Regions from separate parts of the Homo sapiens genome. Here all the other regions are linked to region 3. The links are chromatin contacts, found by Hi-C or POLR2A ChIA-PET in ENCODE. All regions are on one chromosome and are shown on one strand. Each heading gives the region's core, a stretch centred on a gene start or an enhancer-like site at or near the end of the contact. The rest is flanking DNA. Distances are from core to core; before and after follow the strand shown.

Region 1 (2,700 bases), core at 100-2,599, 290 kb before region 3:
CTGGGCACACAGACAGTACGGACAATGCTTCTTTGTCGGCGAGAGCCCAGGGACCAGATATGGCCAAGGAAATCCAGCCTCCAGGCCACTTCTGAGGAGCAGGTAGCCGGCGGAGCGCTCCGCCGCGCAGGGGCGGGAGGTGTCCGCGGGCCTCACGAGTGCACAAGCCCGCATTGCGAAGCGCCGCTCGGGCCAAGAAGGAAAGCGCACTGTCCGCGTATTTCAAAGGCGCGTTGGGGCCAGGAGGGCCGAACTGCTGGAACGTGGTTCATGCAGCTGAAGCCCACGGACCCTAAGCGCGGCTCATCGGGAAGGCCCGGAGACAGGTGCTAGGCGCTATCATCCCGCGCCCTCCCAAGCCCGGCGCGCGCCTGTGACGTCACGCCTGGCGGAAGGTGGACGCTACCACCGCCGCGCTCCCCCTCCGGCGCCTCTGCGGCCAGGCCGCCGACTCACCTTCCCGTCCTGATGAAAAGGGAGGCCGGGCTCATCCGTGGTCGCCGGGGGACGAACACAGCCTGTCTCTTCGGCCGCTCCGGAGGCGAGCAGCGCCCCGGCGGCGGCCTCGTAGTCCGGGAAGGGGTTGACGAACGCCCGTTCCTCCATTTCTGCCTCCCCTCCCAGGTGGAGCTTCAGCCTCTTTGACATGGTCTCGCCCATCTCCGCCGCGGTACGGCGCGCGGGCGGGGACAAACCTCCTGTCCCGGCGCTGCAGCTCGCCCCGCCGCCGCCTCCTCCGAGGGCCCGCGCAGAGAGCGTCCTCTAGGAGGAGCGAGGCCGCGCGCTGGCGGGAGGAGCGGGGCGTCTGAGCGTGCACTGCCTCGTCGCGGGCTGCTCGCACATCAGGCGGCCGCAGAGGCGGTGGGCGCTGTGCCTCTGCCCTGTTCCTGGCGCCTTTGCCCTGCTCCCGACGGAGAGGAGCGGGCTCGCGGGAGCGCCCAGCGGCTCACAGCCTGCTCGCGCCTCCTCGCACCTTCCCCGTGGCCCGCAGAGCCCGTCCGCGGCGACGCGCACGGCCGGGGCTGGAGTCCCGGGGTGGGGATCGCTGCGCCCGGCCAGCCCCCTCCGCGATTTCCAAAGAAAACCGAACGCCCGCTAGGGCCACGCTCCCGCGGGGAAAACCTGTAGAGAAGAGGTCGCTGTCACTCAAGGTGTGTGCGCGTCGCCGACCGGGGCGAGCTCAGCCCCTGGCGCGCCGTCGTCAGCCTGCATTTCACCGGCCCCTGCTGCGCCAGCCCAAAGGAATAGCAGCAGTTCTTTGTTTGATATTAAGAAGAAAAAAAAAATCTCTTCTAAAGAACAGAATTTCAAAACAGTCTAAAACACTGCAAGGCTAGTCTCCGAGGGATGGGGGAGGGAGACAGTCCCTCCTATTCATCACTGTTGGAGGGGGGTGTCTGGGAGGAGGAGCCACAGGCCTTTTTTTTTTTCTTTTTATGTTTTATGTTCACTCCCTTTGTTTTGAATAAATGGACATCTTTGATACCGGGACATAAAATGAAAGCATACTTAATTATCCAAACATTTTATCGACCAGAAAGAGTCCTCCAGTGTTAATTGGCAAAGATCATAGTATGTATTATAAAAAGGACACAAGCAACCAGATCTTTACATTTATGTAATCGTGATGTGGTTTACTTCAGTCTTCATTGGTTCTCTTTATTTTTATTTGTTTGGACCAAATACGTGTAATGATTTCTGCTCCTTGAGGAAAATGTCTTATTTCCGTTTTCTTCCGCTCAGTAAACGTTGATTGAGCACCAAATGGTACTAGGTGATGAAGAAATAAGAGATTAAAAAGATAGTTTTGGCTCTCTGGGGATTCCCAGTTATTGGGTGAGAAAAGCAAGGATTACAGCATAGCTGATGTAGGTGCTTTTCTGGAAGCAAGCAAAAATACACGTTAATGTAAAAAGTGACATGATGAAGAAAAACACAGTGCCGAGCACAGGGAAGGCTCGGTTCCTCCTGCCTCCGTGGCCTCGGTGGAATGATGTGGGAAAGTCTGGCTTCCCACTACCTCTTCTAGTGTCCCCCCAACCCCACAGGGCTGGACATGTGAAACACACCCCACCAAGAACATGACCATGGGAAGGTACAGTGTAGAAGAAAATCATTTTAAAGGGGGTACTCAGCATAACTATCTTCAAAGTTCAGGGAAACAGAACAGATACAACAGGATGAGTGTTATAGCAGCATCCCTTAGCTCCACTTTCCTGCTTTCCCCTTTCCTGGGGTCTTTTCTCCCACCAAATTTTCATACCTAGACGGTGTAGGAAAATCCACTCCAGGAACTACTGATGCCGACATGCTCTAGGAGCCATCCTTATCCCACCACAGGGACTTAACTAGACAAAATAACCCACGGTGATATTCCCCAAAGTCTGGGGAACTATCACGCCTTGGACAGGTACAGCAGAAACGTCCACTGCGGGCTTTGTTAGGCTAAGCCTAGTGAATTCTCAGCTCTCCCTACCCAGGAGGGAGGTGAAGATTGTCTCTTCTTCCTGCAGTCTGCTGGTGGATAACTGGCAACTGTTGGCAAGTACAGAAACCTGTCCTAAAGAAAACCAATATTTTCAAAAGCTGAAAAATCGAAACCCAATTTAAGGAGTCGGCATATTTTCCTAAATGCTCTCTTATCGGCAGATCCCCTGCCCTCCTGGACAGCTCACTGACACTATTTTATGGAGAAGTGGT
Region 2 (2,700 bases), core at 22-2,521, 440 kb before region 3:
AGGAGATGAGATGGGAAAAAGAGGGAGAAGCCTAGCAAGAAGAGTCTCAAACGCCGTCTGAGGGGCTGAGACTCCCTCCTGCATGCAGCATTGTGGCAGGCCAGGTCTCACCAACACAGGCCTCCATAACAAGTGTTTCAGTACTGACTGAGTGGTTAAGTTAAATATTAAAAGCTAAAAAAAAAAAAAAAAAAAAGCCAGTGCCCTTATATAAAGTCTGGGATGTAACAAAAGCCCACCAGGAGTTTTGCCTAGGCCTTTCCTGGGCCTTAAAGCATGACAAAATAATGAAGGAATTCTTAACATGACCCATTTAGGATTAAATAAGTTTTATTTGGTGTCTGAAGAAACTCCCCAGGCCTCCACAAACAAGTTTATTGCGGTCTGAATGAACTCCCCAAACCTCTTGTGATTTAGTAGGAGACAAGATAAGGGTAATCACCCCAGCACCTGGACCCATTTAGATTAAGTGAATTTACTGAGGCTCCAGAAGAAGGCCTTGAGGACTCAGACATTAGTTATAATGTAAAAGAAGTTAATCACTTATGTCTTTAGATGATGCACACTTACAGGTAGACATATAGCTTAGAAGGTATATAAGCTCTGGAAAACTTTGTAATTTTGAGTTGGTCTGGCCATAATTTCCAGGCCTTCTACCAGTAACTGGTTGCAGAAATAAAAATTCTCTTCCTCCCCAGTTCATCTGCATCTTATTATTGGGCCACAAGAAATAGCAGCCTGACCCTCATTTTGGTCTAGGAACAGTATGACGACACGGTCCTCTGGTCTAAAGGGGAGGAGGTTGTGTTTGTAGTAAAGGCAAGACAGAGTCCAACTCCTGTAGAAATAGGGCAGAGGAACAGGCGGTGGGCATGAAAAGCATCTCACAGAAGAGTCGATATAGAGGTAAAGGGAGTCAAATAAATCAGAGGTTTCTGGTTGGGAAGACAGAGAGAGACCATGAAAAGAATAGGTTCCGGGAAAGATTCAATAGAAGACTGAGCAGAGAATGTCATATATGCATGTGGAGTTTGGAGTTCTTGCAGAATACCCAGGAAATGGAGCCAGTGAGGAATTCACTTTTGCAGCAGAGGTGGAAGAGGGCAGGATGTAGTCCAGAGCTGGAATGTAGACTTAAGAGTTCTGAGCATTTGCTTATAACAGCTAACCAGCTGCTATAGTCTGAATATGTGTGTCCTTACAAAATTCCTATGTTGGAACCTAACACCCAATGTATTAGTATTAAGAGGTGGGGCCTTTGGGGAAGTGACTTAAGTCATGAGGGCTCTGTCCTCGTGAATGGGATTACAAAAGAGGTTGCAGGGAGCTCCCCTGCCCTCTTTTGCCCTGTGAGGACACAGCAGCAAGACATCATTTATGAAGCAGGGAGCCCTGACTAGATACTGAATCTGCTGGGCCTTGATCCTGGGCATCCCAGCCTCCAGAACTATGAGCAATCAATTTCTGTTGTTTATAAATTACCCAAGCTGTGGTATTTTATTATAACAGCCTGAATGGACTAAGACCAACTCAAGTAAAAATAGAGCTGAGAAAGTAAGCCAGGTGTGAACCTCAGTGTAGGTTTCCAGATTTTTTAGGTACTAGAATCTCATCTCCCTTCCTGATCTCATTGCCAAACTCAGCTCATTACTTTAGTATTTATCATGCCTGTGTGATTTCAATGATAGGAAATTTATTATAAAATTAAAATTGATAATAAATTTGAGACAGGGTCTTGCTCTGTCACCTAGGCTGGAACACAGTGGTGCAGTACTAGCTCACTGCAGCCTCAAACCCCTTGACTCAAGCGATCCTCTCACCTCAGCCTCTGAGTCGCTAGGACTATAGGCATATGCTACCACGTCTGGCTAATTTTAAAGATTTTTTTATAGAGACAGGATCTCACTATGAACTCATAGGCAGACTTCTGAGCTCATAGGCAGACTTCTGTTTTTCACTTTAGTATGGAAAATGAAAAACACCTTCCAGAGAAGGTGGTTTCTGGTAATAACTGTTTCTGAAAGAGACATATGGCCAGAATTTATTTTTTTAACCTTATATTTAGTCAACCAGAAACTAGGAGGATTGTTTTTCAGGATAGGCTTGAATAGAACTAATTTTAAATGATCAGCAGTTTACTGAAAGGAGAAAGAGGGAAAACCTCTACCCCAGAAACACAAAGGTGGAGTTTCAAAAACTCTGGGCCAGGTGCAGTGGCTCACACCTGTAATCCCAACACTTTTGGGCTAAGGCAAGAAGATCACTATGGCCAGGAGTTAGAGACCAGCCTGGCAACATAGTGAAACCTCATCTGTAGAAAAAATTTTTGTAATTAGCTGGGCGTGGTGGTGTGCACCTGTATTTTTAGCTACTTGGGAGGCTGATGTGAAGGGATCACTTAAGCCAAGGAATTTGAGGCTGCAGTGAGCTATGATTGCAGCATTGCACTCCAGCCTGGGTGACACAGTGAGACCTTGTGTCAAAACAAACAAAACAAAAAACTCCGTAGTTACCAAAGTTCAGCAGTAATTTAAGAGCTTCTTGGTCCATCTTACCTCACCTCTTCACTTTAACTCTGGGTGCATCTGGGCTCCAAGGCAGCAGCTCCTCAAGGGTTAAAATGGCAAAGAAATGAGCACTTTTTACCCCATTTGGTCTGCTAATATTAGTGATTTTAGTAAGTATTTGTAATGCTTTCTC
Region 3 (2,700 bases), core at 137-2,636:
TGGTTGCTAAGTCCATTCCCCAGTGAATATATTCTGAAATTAGATATAAACTATCTATATTATAAAAGCCCTAAAACAGGAAATTCTGTCATGTTGGTCACAGCTCAATTAATAAAATGACCTCCATACAAAGAAGGGTTCAGAGTGAATGAAAAGTGGCCACCGGTGTGGAGGAAGCTGGAGGCCTTCACAGATAAGTTAGGCCCAAACTGTCCTAGGTAGTATCCTCTGGTTGGTGGAATTCTTTGAAACATTTTTTTTTTTTTTTTTAGCTCCTGCTTCAACTTTAATTTGCTCTGCCCTTTAGAAGAATGCAGGCTGCAACCGTGGCCCCTGCCCTGGCCCTGGCTGCCCACTGATGGTCTGGGCTACCTACACACCCTTTGGCCTTCTATTCAGTTACTTACAAATGCTCTTTAAAAGTCTTAAGAAGATGACAAAGTGATTTTACTGGTATTGTGAGTTATTTTAGTTGCTCTTATACTGATTTTCCATGAATGTGATTGTTTTAATAGTAACCTTTGCCAAAGATTTCTAAAATAGATTTCTAAAATACCATGCAATCTCAAGGTTCAAATTCTGGATGAAAATAATGTTTTGTTGAAATGATCTTCCAAAGAGAACACCGTGCTTGGTAATTAGAATGACAGGTTAAGCATTATTCTTCAACTACCATAAGGAAAAATAATCTTGTCTTTGCCACCTAATTGATTTGCTTACTAATTGATTTAAAATGTCCTTTCACTTTAATGAGTCTGTCTATTTACAGTGGTAGTTTATAAGGTTAAAGTATGCATTCCCAAATATTAGATATTCTTTAATCATGTCGTATATCCAAGTTGAAAACAGTAGGTATTTGGGGAGCAAGCAAGACGATATTTAAAATAATTAGGTATTTTTTAAAAATTCATATTATTCTCAAAAATAATTCTGGAAAGACTTCGGTGGCCTTTCACATTGAATGAGAGAATATGATGTCACCACTTACACTTTCTGTTTCTGTTTTATGTTCACAAACCAGGCCAGGGGGCCAGCTGTAAACCCACATTCTATTTTGATTACATTGTCATAACTTTCAGTTCTAACTGGAGAAAGCCAGAATTTAAATCTAGCCAGAGTATTAATGCTGCTCAACCAGGAGGGAAATGAAAGTGGGATCTCAGAGTGAACATGTGGTCCTTCCGAATTTCCTCCTGGACCTGGACAGGACTCATGGTCGAACCCGAGATCCTGAAACATTTTCACCGTGACTCAGAGTGAGCAGGAAGGGTGGGGCTGGCCTCTTTGTTTTCTCACAAGGTTAATAGCGTGTACCTTAGAATGAGCCAGAGCGCAGCAGGGGTAACAGCACATGGCTTAGCCTTCGCGAGGCAGATGTGGTGAATGAGCCGTTGAGACCGCCCCTGACAACGTCAGGCTGTTTGCAGTACCCATGGGCCTCGCCCTCTCCAGACTAGGGGAAGGGTGTGTCTGAGATGCAATCTAAGAAATGATCATTCTTTAAATTCTAAAGGTGAAGAGATGTAAACAGCATTTTAATTATAATTTGCCTAAAATGTGTTTCTTGTAGAGGATAGGCATCCCTGTGCACATGCAAAATCTTGGAAGAAAAATATATGTTGAGAAGGCTTGACTAAGGGACAGAACAAATAGCACGCTGGTTTTCTGTTTTCCTTAACGCTGATAAGGTCAGAAGAGCTGTGAATGTCTCTATGTAATTAACAGGGTGCAAAAGAACAGGAACGAGATTCAGGGGACTCCAGAAAGAACTTTAATTTCTGTTCCTTGGTTTCCTCATGGGACACATGGGACGAAGTATTAATAGCTATAAATGCCCATAACAACTGAGATTTGATAGTAAATTCCAAATTAAGTTAACACTTGAACTTTATAAAAAATACACACTTCATTTCCCTATGGGCCATATACAAAATGTGAGCTGCAATCAAAGTCCTGGCTAGGGAGTTTCTGGTAACGTGTCTGTATTATGGGATGTACACACTGAGAAAAGCATTGATCACTGCACCTGCAGAAGCCTTTCCAGCATGTGCCTCACCCACATACTGCCTGAAAGTCTTCTGAGAATCATTCTATAGTCACAAAAAAATCCCCTGGGAAGGTCCTACACTCATACCTATTTTACAGATTGAGGAAGTGGGTTGAGAGGCTTGATAACTTGTGCAAGGCAGCGTGGCTGGTAAGCAGACACTCTTCACAATTGCACTATGCTGTCTGCAATATCCAACTGCCCTTTCCTTGATCCGGCACATAGTTTGAATTGAGGGAAGTCTTTCAGTATTTAGAAAAATCACAGATGACTAAATGGTAAAATAGCAGAAACAATGAGTGAGAAGTTAGATATTTGCTTCATTCCAAGGGAAGAGAAACGACAAAGTAGTCAGGTAGTTAGCCAAAAGCTCAGCCTCCAAGAGCAGTCAGATATAGCAAAGCCTGAGAATTCCTTATCTAAAAGTAGTGAAATGTGAAAGGCTAACATGAGAAATTTCATCCTGATTATAAGGAAATTTTCCAGACAGTGAAGTGAATTGAACTGTAATCATGTACCTAAAAAGAAATCATGAAAGTCCTTTGTGTATGGCATTTTAGAAACTGACAAGCACACAGGAAAGAAGGCAGGTTCACTGACTCCAGACATCTTTCCATCTGCACTATCTTTTTAAGGATTACTTTAAGGACCTC

What was found. Hi-C counts contacts between places; a loop is a spot of excess contacts on that map. ChIA-PET counts read pairs that join two places held with the same protein, here RNA polymerase II (POLR2A). Pooled maps may share reads with other maps.
Region 1: a loop to region 3 is called in a map with no recorded cell type, with 13 times the contacts of the local background. The contact joins the promoter of LANCL2 here to the enhancer-like site in region 3. A Hi-C loop is called at or near these places in 22 of 37 single-sample maps with no recorded cell type and 9 of 50 pooled maps. POLR2A ChIA-PET finds 5 or more read pairs at or near these places in 2 of 52 experiments (AG04450 and H1).
Region 2: a loop to region 3 is called in a map with no recorded cell type, with 8 times the contacts of the local background. The contact joins two enhancer-like sites. A Hi-C loop is called at or near these places in 7 of 37 single-sample maps with no recorded cell type and 4 of 50 pooled maps. POLR2A ChIA-PET finds 5 or more read pairs at or near these places in 1 of 52 experiments (IMR-90).

What each region holds. Positions count from the first base shown.
Region 1 is chr7:55,363,986-55,366,685 of GRCh38, reverse strand. It overlaps LANCL2 (LanC like glutathione S-transferase 2), which reads right to left and starts at 1,349. Exons shown (of 9, transcript NM_018697.4): 1 at 457-1,349. The coding sequence starts at 660. RefSeq lists enhancers at 1-124, 155-614, 1,235-1,424 and a silencer at 745-1,164.
Region 2 is chr7:55,508,067-55,510,766 of GRCh38, reverse strand. The region is part of intron 2 of VOPP1 (VOPP1 WW domain binding protein); the gene reads left to right. Among named protein-coding and RNA genes, the nearest start is that of VOPP1, 63 kb to the left of the region's middle. Within about 2 kb of position 1,271, at least 3 of the 41 ENCODE cell types and tissues checked have a DNase peak (open chromatin) inside an H3K27ac peak, as active enhancers do; they include IMR-90, where a contact is called at or near this core.
Region 3 is chr7:55,072,762-55,075,461 of GRCh38, reverse strand. All of the region lies in intron 1 of EGFR (epidermal growth factor receptor), which reads right to left. Among named protein-coding and RNA genes, the nearest start is that of EGFR, 55 kb to the right of the region's middle. RefSeq lists enhancers at 904-1,073, 586-1,785. Within about 2 kb of position 1,386, at least 33 of the 41 ENCODE cell types and tissues checked have a DNase peak (open chromatin) inside an H3K27ac peak, as active enhancers do; they include IMR-90, where a contact is called at or near this core.